Regions from separate parts of the Homo sapiens genome. Here region 2 is linked to region 1. A link is an interaction called in ENCODE POLR2A ChIA-PET data of the cell type or tissue named here. Cell type or tissue: PC-9. All regions are shown on one strand. Each heading gives the region's core, and the rest is flanking DNA. Links, peaks and the distances in the headings are about the cores only.

Evidence for each region. Peaks named below come from ENCODE experiments on the same cell type or tissue, not always from the same donor. Only the 100,000 strongest peaks of a DNase experiment are listed, where the experiment ranks them.
Region 2: POLR2A ChIA-PET joins it to region 1 with 7 read pairs; 1 of 35 experiments calls an interaction of 5 or more read pairs at or near these places.

What each region holds. Positions count from the first base shown.
Region 1 is chr19:17,415,507-17,418,307 of GRCh38, forward strand. It overlaps BISPR (BST2 interferon stimulated positive regulator), which reads left to right. Exons shown (of 4, transcript NR_130766.1): 4 at 1-230. It also overlaps a transcript of MVB12A not described here and the pseudogene HMGB3P29. Among named protein-coding and RNA genes, the nearest start is that of MVB12A, 3.1 kb to the right of the region's middle. RefSeq lists an enhancer at 1-195. In PC-9, for the core only: no CTCF peak of the experiment used is centred there; no DNase peak of the experiment used is centred there.
Region 2 is chr19:16,160,698-16,163,498 of GRCh38, forward strand. CIB3 (calcium and integrin binding family member 3) reads right to left here. Exons shown (of 6, transcript NM_054113.4): 6 at 671-789. The coding sequence ends at 768. Among named protein-coding and RNA genes, the nearest start is that of CIB3, 11 kb to the right of the region's middle. In PC-9, for the core only: a CTCF peak has its summit at 907; DNase peaks (open chromatin) are centred at 334, 704, 1,304 and 2,554; H3K4me3 peaks cover 888 bases; H3K27ac peaks cover 2,500 bases.

The sequences.
Region 1 (2,801 bases), core at 125-2,624:
TGCTTTTTTTGTAACCATTTGTCTTTTAAATTGTTTATTTCTCTGTAACCATTTGTTTTTTGATTCTTGCATGTTTTTACTTCTGTAGAATTATTGCATTTGAGCTCCGCTCCCCTTCCGAACCAAGGTATAAAAGTAAATCAAGCCCCTTCCTCGGGGCCGAGAGAATTTTGGAAAGTCAAGCCTTCTCTTGGCTGCCGGCTTAAATAAAGGACTCTTAATTCGTCTCGAAGTGTGGCGTTTTCTCTAACTCGCTTGGGTATAACACTTTGAGCCTGCGAGGCAGAGTTTGCAGTGAGCCGAGATCACGCCACTGCACTCCAGCCTCGGCAACAAGAGTGAAACTCCGTTTCAAAAAACAAAAACAAAACAAAACAAAAGAACCCTCACAATCTTCCTGCACCCAACTGATGAAATCACCATTGCAAAAGTTATATCAGTGAGAACATTAGAACAGTAAGCTAAGCTAACCCAAACCCCACCTTACTTTTCCCTTAATTATTCCTGGGCTACTGGGTCGAGCTAACTTTGGAAGACATTTAGGCTATGGTTTAAATAACAGGCCTTGCCAAAAACTCAACCACTTATTTTTTTGAGACGGAGTCTTGCTCTGTCGCCCAGGCTGGAGTGCAGTGGTGTGATCTGGGCTCACTGCAATCTCTGCCTCTGGGTTCAAGCAATTCTCCTGCCTCAACCTCCTGAGTAGCTGGGATTACAGGCGCATGCCACTGAGTAGCTGGGATTACAGGCGCATGCCACCAAGCCTGGCTAATTTTTGTATTTTTAGTAGAGACAGGGTTTCACCATGTTGGTCAGACTGGTCTCGAACTCCTGACCTTGTGATCCACCCACCTCAGCCTCCCAAAGTGCTGGGATTACAGGCTTGAGCCACCGTGCCCAGCCTGCTTTTTTTTTTTTTTTTTCCTTGAGACAGAGTCTCATTCTGTCACCCAGGCTGGAGTGCAGAGGCACCATTTCTGCTCACTGAAACCTCCACTTCTGGGGCTCAAGCAATTCTCCTCTCTCAGCCTCAGGAGTAGCTGGGATTACAGGCGCCTGCCACCAAGCCTGGCTAATTGTTTTGTATTTTTAGTAGAGATGGGGTTTCACCCATGTTGGCCAGGCTGGTCTCCAACTCCTGACCTCAAGTGATCCGTCCACCTTGGCCTCCCAAAGTGCTGGGGTGACACTGTGCCTGGTCTCAACCACCCTTTTTTTTTTTTTCCTCTGTCACCCAAGCTGGAGTGCAGTGGCATGATCTTGGCTCACTGCAACTTCCGCCTTCTGAGTTCAAGCAATTCTCCTGCCTCAGTGTCCGGAGTAGCTGAGACGACAGGTGTGCACCACCACCCCCTGCTAATGTTTTGTATTTTTAGTAGAGATGGGGTTTCACCATGTTGGCCAGGCTGGTTTCGAACTCCTGACCTCCACCCGCCTTGGCCTCCCAAAGTGCTGGGATTACAGGAGTGAGCCATCACTCCTGGCATAGAAAGTTTTTCTCATCCATTGTCCTCCTCCTCTTCTTTCTTCATCTTCCTCTTCCACTTTTTTCCAGGCAACTTTAGCAGGACCCTTTGCACCGTCAAACTTTCCTTTCAACTTACAGTCAGCAACCTCTTCCTCATATTTCTTCTTCAGCTTTGCCGCCTTAGTGACGTCAACCTGCTTTTCACTGTCACTTCAGCTATTCCACATCTCACCCAGAGCTTTTTTTTTTTTTTTTTTTTTTTTTGCCACATCTCCAATAGAGATGCCAGGGTTTGCGGATTTGATCTTGGGGTGGAATTCTGAACAGAACATGAAGAATCCAGACAGTTGGTTGGGTGTGATGGCTCATGCTTGTAATGCCAGCACTTTGGGAAGCCAAGGCAGGTGGATCACCTGAGGTCAGGAGTTTGAGGCCAGCTTGGCCAACATGGTGAAACCCCATCTCTACTAAAAATACAAAAATTAGCCAGACGTGGTGGTACGCGCCTGTGGTCCCAGCTAATCTGGAGGCTGAGGCAGGAGAATAGCTTGAACCTGGGAGGCGGGGCTTGCAGTGAGCCGAGATTGCGCCACTGCACTCCAGCCTGGGCAACAGAGCGAGACTCCGTCTCAAAAAAATAAATAAATAAATAAATAAATTTTAAAAAATAAAATAAATAAATTAAATAAAATAAAAAATAAGAGTCCAGACGGTGGCCTTTTGGGGACATTAGGCTCTTTCTTCTTGCTTCCCCTTTAGCTGCTCTATAATCCTTCATTTCCCGATCCTAGTGTACTTTATCCGCCTTTGCCATTTCATCAAATTTGGACTTCTCTTTCACTGACACTGTCTTCCAACTCTCAGAATATTTCTTGGAAAATTCTGCAAAATTGACAGGGACCTCTGGGTTTTTCTTCTTCTTCTTCCTTTTTTTTTTTTTGAGATGGAGTTTCACTCTGTCGCCCAGGCTGGAGTGCAGTGGCACGATCTCCGCTCACTGCAACTTTCTCCTCCCAGGTTCAAGCGATTCTCCTGCCTCAGGCTCCCGAGTAGCTGGGACTATAGGCGCCTGCCACCATGCCCAGATAATTTTTGTATTTTTAGTAGAGACGGGGTTTCACCATGTTGGCCAGGATGGTCTCAATTTATTGACCTCATGATCCGCCTGCCTTGGCCTCCCAAAGTGCTGGGATTACAGGCGTGAGTCACTGTGCCAGGCCGGTTTTTCTTCTTATGTTCTTCTCTGTACATCTGCACAAAAAAACTATAAGCAGACATTTTGCCCTTTGGTTTCTTGGGGTCACCATTAGCCATCCTGACTGTATTGTTTGCT
Region 2 (2,801 bases), core at 107-2,606, 1.3 Mb before region 1:
CCTGGGGCAACCCCAGGTGGAGGGGGTGTGGGGTTCCCCAAATGTACAAGGTTCAGACATCTGGGATCTGGTATGAGGTGCACCTGGGTTCAAGCCCGCCCCTGCAAATGACTTGTGGGGTGGCCTTAGGCAAGTCACTCTGCTCCCTCCAAATGAGGGCATGATCCTCGGCCAACTCTGCAGGGATGTTATAGGGGGTCAGTGTCACGTTAGGGGGCAGATGCATCATAAACTGTAAAGTGCAGCAGCCACCTCAGTGAATGACATTTCCACCCCTCCCAATCAGTGGTCTCCTCTTGGCAGCTCTAATGAGTCAGCCCGGGAGGAAAAGTTTCAATCCCTTTGATGACTCAGGGTTTGAGGGATAAAAAGAAACTTGAGTAGTGAAGGGTGAGGTTTGGCCTTCAGAGTGGGAACCCTGGGGTAGGACAGCACGGGCCCGATCTCCCCACCACCTCACCTCCGCCACGGACACCCACAACAAGGCATTTCCAGCCTTCACAGTGAAGACGATCTAGGAGTCACCCCTTCCTTGTACAAACAGGGAGATCGTGGCCCAGAGAGGGTGTGGCCACACTCAGGGTCACACAGCAAAGTCAAAGATAAAATTCTACGCCGCCTCCCTCCCATCTTCCAGTTTTAAGGTGGAAAAATGTGTCCTCCCAGCAGGTGTGACTCAGTGACTTGTGTTTATTCTCAGAAACCAGAGTCCACAGCGGGTGAGGGGTCACCCCGCCCTCCTATAGCTCGGCTCCTCTGTGGTGCCATCAGATTCGGATGTGGAAGGTGCTGTGTGCAGAGAGAAAAGGAGTCAAGGCCTTCAAGGAGTGGACAACCCCTTTTCCTCCTCCCCCTCAACACGCTCACGGCAAGTCCCTGGGACAGGCAGGAAGGATGCCACATGGACCCCTCAAACAACCCTAGGCCGGGAGACCCCTACAGGGGCTGAGAGCACATGCCTTTAATTTTTTAATTCTTTTTTTTTTTTTTTTTTTTTTGAGATGGGGTCTTGCTCTGTCTCCCAGGCTGTAGTGCAGTGGTGTGATCTTGGCTCACTGCAACCTCTGCCTCCTGGGTTCAAGTGATTCTCATGCCTCAGCCTCCCGAGTAGCTAGGATTACAGGTGCATGATACCACGCCCAGTTAATTTTTCTATTTTCAGTAGAAACGGAGTTTCTCAACTTGCTTTGTTGCCCAGGCTGGTCTGGAACTCCTGTGCTCAAGCGATCCACCCACCTTAGCTTCCCAAAGTGCTAGGATTACAGGCATGAATCACCACATCCTGCCATATGATATAAAGTTTCAAATAGCTAGAAGAAGGATACTGAATGTTCTCAACACAAATAAATGATACATGTTTGAGATGATGGATATGCTAATGACCCTGATCTGCTCATCATACATTATATGTATCGAAACCATTATGTGGCCTGGTGCAGTGACTCACCCCTGTAATCTCAGGACTTTGGGAGGCCAAGGCAGGAGGATCAGTTGAGGCCAGGAGTTTGAGAACAGCCTGGGCAACAAGGCAAGACCTTGTCTCCACAAAAAAAAAAAAAAAAAAAAAAAGTTTTTAGTTAGCTAGGCGTGGTGGTGTGTGCCCGTACTCCCAGCTACTCAGGAGGCTGAGGTGGGAGGATTGCTCTTGAGCCCAGGAGGTAGAGGCTGCAGTGAGCTATGATTGTGCCACTGCACTCCAGCCTGGGCAACAAAGTGAGACCCTGTCTCAACATTTTCAGCACTGCCTCAGCTTATAGATAAAAACAAAAACAGGCCGGGCATGACGGCTCACGCCTGTAATCCCAGCACTTTGGGAGGCCAAGATGGACAGATCACCTGAGGTCAGGAGTTCAAGACCAGCCTGGCCAACATGGCGAAACCTTATCTCTACTAAAAAAATACAAAAATTAACCGGGCGTGGTGGCGGGCGCCTGTAATTCCAGATACTCGGGAGGCTGAGGCAGGGAGAAGTGCTTGAACCTGCGAGGTGGAGGTTGCTGTGAGCCGAGATCGTGCCACTGCACTCCATCCTGGGTGACAGAGCGAGACTCCATCTCAAAAAAATAAAATAAAATAAATTAATTAATTAATAAAATAAAACAAACAAAATTAGCCAGGCACAGTGGCACGTACCTGTAGTCCCAGCTACTTGGTTTATTCTTATTTTATTTCTTTTTTCTTTTCTTTTCTTTTTTTTTTTTTTTTTTTTTTGAGACAGAGTCTCGCTCAAGCTGGAGTACAGTGGCGCAATCGTGGCTCACTGCAAACCTCCACCTCCCAGGTTCGGGTTCAAGTTACTCTCCTGCCTCAGCCTCCCGAGTAGCTGGGACTAGAGGTGTGCCCCACCATGCCCAGGCTAATTTTTGTATTTTTAGTAGAGACTACTGCCTCAGCCTCCTAAAATGCTGGGATTACAGGTGTGAGCCACTGCGCTCGGCCCCGTAGTCCCAGCTACTTAGGAAGCTGAGGTGGGAGGATCTCTTGAGCCGAGGAGTTAGAGGCTGCAGTGAGCCGATTGCACCATGCACTGCAGTCTGGGTCACTGAGTGAGACCCTGTCTCAAAACAAACAAACGGGCTGGGCGTGGTGGCTCACGCTTGTACTCCCAGCAGTCTGGGAGGCCACAGTAGGTGAATCACTTGAGGTCAGGAGTTCAAGACCAGCCTGGCCAACATGACAAAACCCTGTCTCTACTAAAAATACAAAAATTAGCTGGGCATGGTGGCACGTGCCTGTAATCCCAGCTACTCGGGAGGCTGAGGCAGGAGAATCACTTGAACCCAGGAGGTGGAAGTTGCAGT